Linked DNA regions of Homo sapiens: region 1 is linked to region 2. Evidence: chromatin contacts called from ENCODE Hi-C or POLR2A ChIA-PET data. All regions are on one chromosome and are shown on one strand. The core of a region is the stretch at or near the end of the contact, and the rest is flanking DNA. Distances in the headings are between cores, read along the strand shown.

Evidence for each region. Hi-C counts contacts between places; a loop is a spot of excess contacts on that map. ChIA-PET counts read pairs that join two places held with the same protein, here RNA polymerase II (POLR2A).
Region 1: a loop to region 2 is called in a map of breast epithelium, with 19 times the contacts of the local background. The contact joins two enhancer-like sites. A Hi-C loop is called at or near these places in 1 of 168 maps with a recorded cell type or tissue (breast epithelium). POLR2A ChIA-PET finds 5 or more read pairs at or near these places in 1 of 52 experiments (MCF 10A).

What each region holds. Positions count from the first base shown.
Region 1 is chr1:10,801,279-10,806,135 of GRCh38, reverse strand. No RefSeq gene overlaps it. Among named protein-coding and RNA genes, the nearest start is that of CASZ1, 7.1 kb to the right of the region's middle. RefSeq lists an enhancer at 1,683-2,255. Within about 2 kb of position 1,740, at least 12 of the 41 ENCODE cell types and tissues checked have a DNase peak (open chromatin) inside an H3K27ac peak, as active enhancers do; they include breast epithelium, where a contact is called at or near this core.
Region 2 is chr1:9,899,190-9,903,842 of GRCh38, reverse strand. The region is part of intron 1 of CTNNBIP1 (catenin beta interacting protein 1); the gene reads left to right. Among named protein-coding and RNA genes, the nearest start is that of CTNNBIP1, 8.8 kb to the left of the region's middle. RefSeq lists an enhancer at 3,139-3,640. Within about 2 kb of position 3,327, at least 25 of the 41 ENCODE cell types and tissues checked have a DNase peak (open chromatin) inside an H3K27ac peak, as active enhancers do; they include breast epithelium, where a contact is called at or near this core.

The sequences.
Region 1 (4,857 bases), core at 491-2,990, 900 kb before region 2:
TCGGCCTCCCAAAGTGCTGGGATTACAGGCGTGAGCCACCATGCCCGGCCTGGGGTTCTTGTTTTGTCAACTGGGTGGCCCCTCTCCCTGGTCCCTGACCCCTTCCACCTTGAGGAGCGCCACTCGGACCTCTCCCACCCAGCCTCTTCTCTGGCAGGGCAGTGGGCACGGAGACAGCACAGAGCCTCAGGAAGCCAAGCCGCAGCCAAGACCCACACTCCTCTGAATCCTATTGAAAAAATAATAAAAAGGTAATTACTTTGTCATTACTGAACACTGGTTTGTCTTTTTTCTTTTTTTTTTTTTTAAGCCCTGACCATAAATAACGAGCCCATTACCCTTCAGAGTGGACACACACATTCATACGGGACCTGCCTCCTGGAAGGTCCTGGTTTCCTATCCATCCCCATGCCCTGACATACACCACACATCCCCCAACACGCATACACGTCGAGCACAGAGAGACTATTCGTTCACTTGTCATTTTCTAAGCACTCTGCTGGATGCTGGAAATAATCATAACAACAGTCATTATGTGTGAATCCAGGCTGAGTGCCCTGCATGAATTATCTCAATTAATTCTCCTGACAATACTGTGAGGCAGATCCTGGTTTCGTTGCCATTTTACAGATGGGGACACCGAGGCTGAGAGAGGTTGGGAGTTGCCCAAAGTCACACTGCTGGTAAGTAGCAGAGCTGAATTTGAACCCATGTGACCTAATTCAGAACTACAGCGATGATTTAGGCCAGGTGCGTTGGCTCACGCCTGGAATCCCGGCACTTTGGGAGGCCGAGGCGGGTGGATCACCTGAGGTCAGGAGTTCGAGACCAGCCTGGCTAACATGGCAAAACCCTGTCTCTACTAAAAATACAAAAATTAGCCGGGCATGGTGGCAGGTGCCTGTAATCCCAGCTACTCAGGAGGCTGAGGCAGGAGAATTGCTCGAACCCAGGAGGCGGAGGTTGCAGTGAGCCGAGATTGCACCACTGCACTCCAGCCTGGGTGACAGAGTGAGACTCCGTCTCAAAAAACAAAAAAAAAAAAAGAAAAGAAATACAGTGATGATTTAAACATAGATTTTAAAACCACACACACACCATCTAATGGGAGGGTTTAGGGAGAAGACAGTTATAACGTATGCTATGATGGAGAAAACAAGGGGGCTACGGGGGCACAGACAGAGGCGCCTAACCCAATTTGGGGCAGAGGGACATCAGGGAAGGCTCCCCAGAGGAGGTGCCACCTGTTTTGGTCTTAATGGGTGAGCTGAGGGGCGAAAGGCCTTAGAGCAGAAGGAACAGTCTAGACAGAGGTCTGGAGCTGGGAGCAAGCGGGGTAGCTTGGAGATCCGTGTGGCTGGAGCAGAGGGTGTGTGAATATGTGAGTGGGAGTGGGGAGAGGCAGGCCGGGCTGTCGCTCACATCTGGGCCAGCTTGGCACAGCAGGGCAGTCCTCCTCCTCCCCCACCCACATCCAGGGACCTGGCACTCCGGCCCGTGTGACAGGAGGGCAGCTCATCAGCAAAACAGCTCTTTCTTGCCTCCATGGCCAGCCCCGCCCTCCATGTGACGCCAGCCAAGGGTGGCAGCCGGCGCCTGCACAGGTGCCCGTCGGGAGGAAGCATAGCCACTTCCGGAGTCCCAGGGCAGGTTCCCTTTCCACACCAACTTCTGGCAAGATCGCATCCCAAGACAAAGCACCACCATGACTAGTCCCTTTGGCTTCTGCTATCAGATCTGGGAGAGGTGGGAGGGAAGAGAAAGGGGCAGGGGCTGTGTGGGCCCATGTGGCACGTGGCAGGGACCACACGGCTGTGAGAGTGTGGCTTTGCTCTGAGGACAGTGGGGAGGCTGGTCCTCCGATTTTTCCATCACTTGTTTTTCCCTGTTCCACAGGCCCTGGGGCCAGGCCTGCCCCACCCTGGCAGGCGTGGGAGGGGTTAAGGTGTTGGCCCAGGATCTTCGGGTAAGAGGTGATGTCAGCATCGGCCCTGCCCCTCACCTGGCTGGATTGCTGTGTATTTGGGTGGCTGTTGACAGCAGAAGCAGTCTCCCCATGTGCAAATACAGCACAGCCACACCTACATGGACCAGGACCCTTCTTTAAAGGGAATGCAGTCCCGCACCTCCACAAGTGCACACACACACTCCCTCCCACACAGATAAAATCACATTCACACACCTCACCACTTGGCATGAATGACACCCCTATCCACACACATCTCCCAGGCAGGCTGCTGAGGGGGCCTCGAAAAGATATATCTGCAGGGTTTCATTTCAATTCGTTCTTTAAATTCTTAAGTTCAATTCACACCCAAATACCTGCCTCTACGATGGTGGGTGTTTTTTTATTCTCTGCATTATATTTATCTCTGTATTTCACTGGGTTTCCTGAATTGTTTGCAGAGAATGTGAATTACCCTCCTTTTTTTTCTCCCCAGAAATTTAAAACAACTTTTTTCTTAAAAAAAAAGGTAGATAGTTCAGAGAATGTTAAAGCTGCAAGGGGCCATCGAGATCAGAGACCCTGGGACTAGGGAATTTCCTAAAAGGAAAATGTTAGTCACTTGCAATTCTTGTAGTTACCAGGCAGAGGTAAACATAAGTACCCCTGAAAAAGCAAATTAATTAGAACTAACTAGGAAAGAAGCGGTTGAGTCAGAGAGCAAGACAGCCTGTCCCTTGCTTGGAGCTGAATTGAGAGCTCGGACAGGGAAAATGAAAGCAGGTACAAAGTGTGGATCCTGAGCTCGGAAAACAGGTAGTATTTATGGCATAGAAATCCCTAAGGCTTTTCTGTCGAGAGAGATTTCCGGAAGGTGTGGGTGAAGGGGTAGGAGGAGGTGGGGAGCTCAACTCTGTTGAGACTGAAGGACAGAGACAGACCCTACTCCTTCTCTCCCCTCGGCTGAGAATTGCCTAAGAAGCCTGGGCTCAGTAGCTGTTCTGGAAGCCTCGGGGAACCTGTCAACGCGATGCTGTGGGCCGCAGTTCCTGGGAGACTGCCTTTCTCTCCATCCCTGCCTGCGGCTGTGGATCTCAGCAAGGCTGCTCAAACCTTGAAACAGCCCCTGCTTGTGGCCAGCACAGTTCTAATAAGGATTCATTACTAGAATCATAGACTCTTTCACCCATTAAATTAGCAGGGGTTAAAAAAAAAAAAGACAGAGAGAGAACACCAAAGGTTGGAGAGGAGACAGGAGATGTGCGCTGGTGGAAGGGCAAATGAACACAACCTTCCGGGGAGGAGGCAATCTGGCAATGGATAGGAATGGCTTCGAAATGTATGCACACTCTTGGACTCAACAATTCCACTTTAAGGAATGTGCATGATTATTTATGGACAAAGATATTCATTAGAGTTATTTATAATAATGAAAAGAATCAGAAACAAGTTCGATGTCCAAAATTTGCAACAGTGAAGTACTGCGGAAGTAAATTATGATCAACTCTACAATACGGCCATTAAAAATCATGTTGGAAAAGAATATTTAATGACCTGAGGAAGTGTTCATGCTACATACACATGTCAGACTAAAAAAAAAAAACCCCACCGTCCAGTATGTTCAGTGTGATTCTGATTTTACACAACTAAACAAAGCCAAGATCAAAAAAACAAACAAATAAAAATCCCAGACTGGAAGGAAATACACTGAAACATCAACCAGAACATTGACAACCATAGGTGGTAGGATTACAGATAATTTAAATTTGCTTCTTCCTGTTTATCTGTATTTTCTGAATTTTCTACAAAAAAACCCACATATTATATATTTAGTCAGAAACAAAGAATTACGTACTTTGCTAAAAGAATGACGGAATTTTGGGGTGGAAGAACTTGTCAAGTTCACCAACCCGGATGGGATTTGCGAACCAAGCTCAGAGTTTGGGAAAAAGCCCCTCTTGTTCTCCCTCCCCAGGACTCCCAAGAGAGACACTTGTAAATAAAATGAATGAACTCAACTTTTAAAAAGTTTTAATTAGGCCGGGCGCAGTGGCTCACGCCTGTAATCCCAGCACTTTAGGAGGCGGAGGAGGGTGGATTGCCTGAGGTCAGGAGTTCGAGACCAGCCTGGCCAACAGGGTGAAACCCCATCTTTACTAAAAATAAAAAAATGAGCCAGGTGTGGTGGTATGCGCCTGTAATCCCAGCTACTTGGGAGGCTGAGGCAGGAGAATCGCTTGAACCCGGGAGGCGGAGGTTGCAGTGAGCCAAGGTTGCGCCATTGCACTCCAGCCTGGGTGACAGAGTGAGACTCCATCTCAAAACAAACAAACAAACACCTTTTTAAAATTACTACTTGCCCAGTAATCACCATAATCACTTATCTCAGGCACTTGTTTAACTCTTCAGTTACGAAGCGTCTACTGAGCACCTACCTGATGCTAGCACCAGGCAAGGCACAGTGAGCCAGAAAAACGTGGAACCCACCCAAGGAGAACCACGAAATGAGGAACAGCCCAGGAGAAGGAACCCAGCACATCATTCAACATTTTCAAATGTAAAAAATAGTGACTCTTTGTTACCATTTATTGAGTGCTTACTATATACAAGATCTGATGCTTTGTGTTTTTTGTTGTTGTTTGTTTTTGGTTTTTGAGACAGAGTCTTACTCTGTCTCCCAGGTTGGAGTGCAGTGGCACAATCTCAGCTCAATACAACCTCTGCTTCCGGAGTTTGAGCGATTTTCCTGCCTCAGCCTCCTGAGTAGCTGGCATTGCAGGCACACACCACCACGCCTGGCTAATTTTTGTATTTTTAGGAGAGATGGAGTTTCCCCGTGTTGGTCAGGCTGGTCTTGAACTCCTGACCTCAGGTGATCCACCCTCCTTGGCCACCCGAAGTGCTGGGATTAC
Region 2 (4,653 bases), core at 2,078-4,577:
AAAGAAAAGCCTCCCTTAAGCCCAATGTAGGTGATACTCTTAGGGTAGTCAGAGTTAACTTGCTGGCTGCTCCAAAGGGTTTGAATCCTAGGCCCTTTCCCTGTCTTGTCTGACCCTGGGCAAGCTAAGTAGCCTCCCTTTGCTTTACTTTCCCTGACTGTAAATGGGGATAATGATACTTGTACCTTCGTAGTTCCCAGGGGCATGGTGGTGTTTGAGCCAAAGTGCTTTTGAACTTCTTTTATGAAAGGGAACTGAGCACCAACTACTGTTATACTCAGTTATTAAAGACCTATTATGCTCTGGTCTTCCATGAAGCCTTGTTAAAAAGGGAAAGACAACAGTCCCCAGAGGGAAGGGTGTCCTTCTGTGGGGGAATAGCTGGACAAAAACATTGTTCTCCCCTTTTGAAGTTTCTTAAGGATTGAGGGTCATACCTGTGGCTCCATTTTTCATGGTTGTGTTGTAGTGTAGAAACTTCTGTAAACAGGTATGTGTTCTGTGCATCATAACATGATTGAGGACCCCCAATGGCAGGGCCAAGAGGGAGTTAAAGGGCTTGGTTTCTAATCTTGGTTCTGATGTTTTTTATAAGCCAGGATCACAGAGACACCAAGAAGTGGTGGTTGTCTTCCATTACTCCTCCCTCCCTCCCCTCCTTCCTTCTAATGACTCATTGATTCAATTAACAAATATTTATTAAGGCTTTATTACAATCTGGACACCATCATAGGTACTAGGAATATCGTGGCAAGCAGGACAAAAATAGTTATTCCCCAGCCGGGCGTGGTGGCTCACGCCTGTAATCCCAGCACTTTGGGAGGCCAAGGCAGGCGGATCACGAGGTCAGGAGATTGAGACCATCTTGGCTAACATGGTGAAACCCCGTCTTTACTAAAAATACAAAAAATTAGCCTGGCGTGGTGGTACGCACCTGTAGTCCCAGCTACTCGGGAGGCTGAGGCAGGAGAATTGCTTGAACGCTGGAGGCGGAGGTTGCAGTGAGCTGAGATTGCACCATTGCACTCCAGCCTGGGCAATAGAGTGAGACTCTGTCTCAAAAAAAAAGAAAAAAAAAAAAGTTCTTCCCCATACCAAGCTCTTAGTCTAGGACCAAAAGGCTTATTATATAGTTGGGATCGTGTGAATGAAGAAAGAATGATTTGATGAGAGTGCTTTGAACTCTTAGGAGGAGAGTCAGGACATGATCTCCAGATGCACACTGGCCCCAGTGGCTACCTGCCCTGAGTGGACATTAAGGTGGGGGGCTGGGTTGGCTTTCCAGAAGAGCAAGGGAAGAGTGAAACAATTAGAGCCCTTCCGTGTCCTGTAACAAAAGCTGTACTTGGTATGGACATCTTGAGAAACAGTGCACACCTCAGGAGCCATGGTTAGCAAGAACTCCCTTCCCACTTAAAGCCTTAACCCTTTGACTGTTAACTTGAGTTTCAGTCAGGGAGAAATGCTCATATTGAGGATTTCTTTTCAAAGTTTTTGCTTGGGGCTGTGGATTTTGAAGTTCTGCCATTAACACGGTGCACTTCTTATGTAACAGGCGCCAGACCTTGTCTCTGCAGAGTTCTCTTCCTGCCCGACACGTCTCTCGCTGCCAACTTTGGAAAGCAGGCATATGGTGGCAGGCGGGCTCTCCACAGTGCTCATGGGGTTCCTGGGGGAACTGATGCACATGGACACCTATGTCCTCTGGCCCCCATTTTGGGTCAATATATACAGATTAGAGTGGGGGCAGGGTTCTTTCTTCCCCAAGCACCAGGCCTTCAGCTCTCTTCAAAGACCAAGGTCAGGGAGGTCTAGCAAGCAGTTCATGTGAAAGCACACAGTGTTCCTCTCTCCCTCCAGCCAGGGCTGGGTAGAGAGGGCAAAGGGCTGGCAGAGGCAGCCACTCACATTTGGAGTGAGAGGAGGGTGCCAGGACAGCGAGGCATATCCTTGTGCGATGTTATTTTCACCAGCCCTTGTCATGTCACTGTATGTGGCACTCCCGGTGCTAATCAGCTGGCCCTTCAAGCTGAGGGGCGGGGCAGCAGCATCCAGCATCTGATTAGGAAGGCAAGGCCTGCACAGCGAGGAGGCCAGGTCACTCAGTGCACCTGGACATCTTCAAGTGTGATTGGAGCCCGCAGTGACGCTGTTTCAGCTAGAAGATTGTGACCCACTTCCATATCCTCTCCCACATGGAGAGCTGGGGAGGAGGCTTTGAGAGCCAGCTCCAATTAAGGTGTTTTTTTCAGGCCCGAGTAGCACCCAAGTGTCTAACCCACATGTTTTCTGCTGCTGGAATCCTGTGGTCAATGTCCTTGACCTGAACCGAATAACCACCCCAGGGCAGATGAAGTTACCACCCCTGAAGTCCTAGATTCCACCAGCAAGGCTTCCTGCAAAGATCAGGATCCCTTGTGGATCAAACACCTCACATAATATGGGCCCCACCCCTGTTCTTCCTGATCAATCACCAAGCAAACCTTGGACCAGTTTCCAAGGAGATACTTAGCCTTGACCTCCCTGCCCAGACAGGCCTCACAGCCACCTGCCTCAGGCAGCCCTGGCTTCCCAGAGACCCATCCTGACCCTGACTTGCACCCTTGCCAAATATCCTAAATATCCTTCTGCTGCAGGAATATGAAATGAGACCTGTTTCTGAACTTCTAGGTTTCTGTTATTCTTTCCAGGTAGATGACATTTTAATGCTTCTCTGTAATTTTACATTTCTTTTTTGTGTGTTGGGGAGGGGCCTGGGGTATGATTTAAATACGTGAAGCTGTTAGTACTGGTAGCACTTAAGCTGGTGAAGTGGTGGGTCTGAGCCCCTGAATAATCCCATTTTACTTACCAAGAAGGGAGCAAAAGTACCTGCCAAGGTCAGCTCTGGCTAGGCCCTATGAGCCTGTTCCTGAGCGTGTGCTCACACTCGGCTTCTGGACTGAGGCAGAAGGTCCTTCTCCCTCCGTGTGTGTTAATACTGTTGGCACTGCCCACAGCCTCCAGGGGCACATAGCCTTCCTCTGGCCGATCGCTGGAGTTGCAGGAAGATGAGGTGCTGGTGATTTTTTGGAAGACATGGTGGGGCTTACAGGCAAGCAAGCTGGCCCCCAGTTCTGCTTTCCTGCACAGAGCAGTCTTCCAGAGTTTGTGGTGGGATGTAAGGGAGCTCGGGCAGCCGGAGCAGTGCAGAGACCTGGCTCCTTCCTCCCTCCTGAGGTCTGCTGCTGCTGGCACAAGGGGTCACGTGTGCCCGTTTGCCTTGTGTTTGCTTTGGGTGCTGGCTTCCCACTCTCACTTCCTAATCTCTAAAGAGGAGTGGCCTGTTAGGTCCATGAGTGGTGACAGTGGAGATTGAAGTGCTTAGCGTCAGGCACCGCACTGCACTGGCAAGAGCACTCAGATGAAGGGTGTTCTTTCATTCTCATCTGACCGCATTCCACTTCATTTAAAAACATCATTCGCCCAGGCTGGAGTGTGGTGACACGATCACAGCTCACCGTGATCACAGCCTCAACCTCCCAGGCTCAAGTGATCCTCCCATCTCGGCCTCCCAAGTAGTTGGGACCACAAGCACATGCCACCATGCTGTGCTAATTTTTTGTATTTTTAGTAGAGATGGGGTTTCACCTTGTTAGCCAGGATGGTCTCAATCTTGTGATCTGCTCGCCTCGGCCTTCCAAAGTGCTGGGATTACAAGCGTGAGCCACAGCACCCGGCCTCCACCTCACTCATTTTAATGGCATTCTATTGATTGTTTTTTTTTTTTTTCTTGAGACGGAGTCTTGTCGTCCAGGCTGGAGTGTAGTGGTGCAATCTTGCCTCACTTCAACCTCTGCCTCCTGGGTTCAAGGGATTCTCCTGCCTCAGCCTCCCGAGTACCTGGGATTACAGGCATGTGCCACCAGGCTCAGCTAATTTTTGTAGGTTTAGTAAAGGTGGGGCTTTGCCATGTTGGCTAGGCTGGTCTCGAACCCCTGACCTCAGGTGATCCACCCACCTCGGCCTCCCAAAGTTCTGGGATTACAGGCGTGAGCCACCATGCACAGCCATTTCTTTCTTTCTTTCTTTCTTTCTTTTTTTTTGAGACGGAGCCTTGCTCTGTCGCCAGGCTGGAGTGCAGTGGCATGATCTCAGCTCACTGCAACCTCCGCCTCCCGGGTTCAAGTGATTCCCTTGCCTCAGCCCCCCAGGTAGCTGGGATTACAGCCATGCGTCACCATGCCCGGCTAATTTTTTGTATTTTAGTAGAGATGGGGTTTCACCATGTTGGCCAAGATAGCCTTGATCTCCTGACCTTGTGACCTACCCACCTCGGCCTCCCAAAGTGCTGGGATTACAGGCGTGAGGCACTGCGCCTGTCATTTTTTTTTTTTTTTTTTTTTTTGAGATGGAGTCTTGTTCTGTCGCCCAGGCTGGAGTGCATTGGTGCCATCTCGGCTCACTGCAGCCTGTGCCTCCCAGGTTCCAGCGATTCTCCTGCCTCAGCCTCCTGGGTAGCTGGCATTACAGGTGCACGCCACCACACCCAGCTAATTTTTGTATTTTTAGTAGAGATGGGGTTTCACCATGTTGGCCAGGCTGGTCTTGAACTCCTGATCTTAGGTGATCTGCCTGCCTTGGCCTCCCAAAGTGCTGGGATCACAGGCGTGA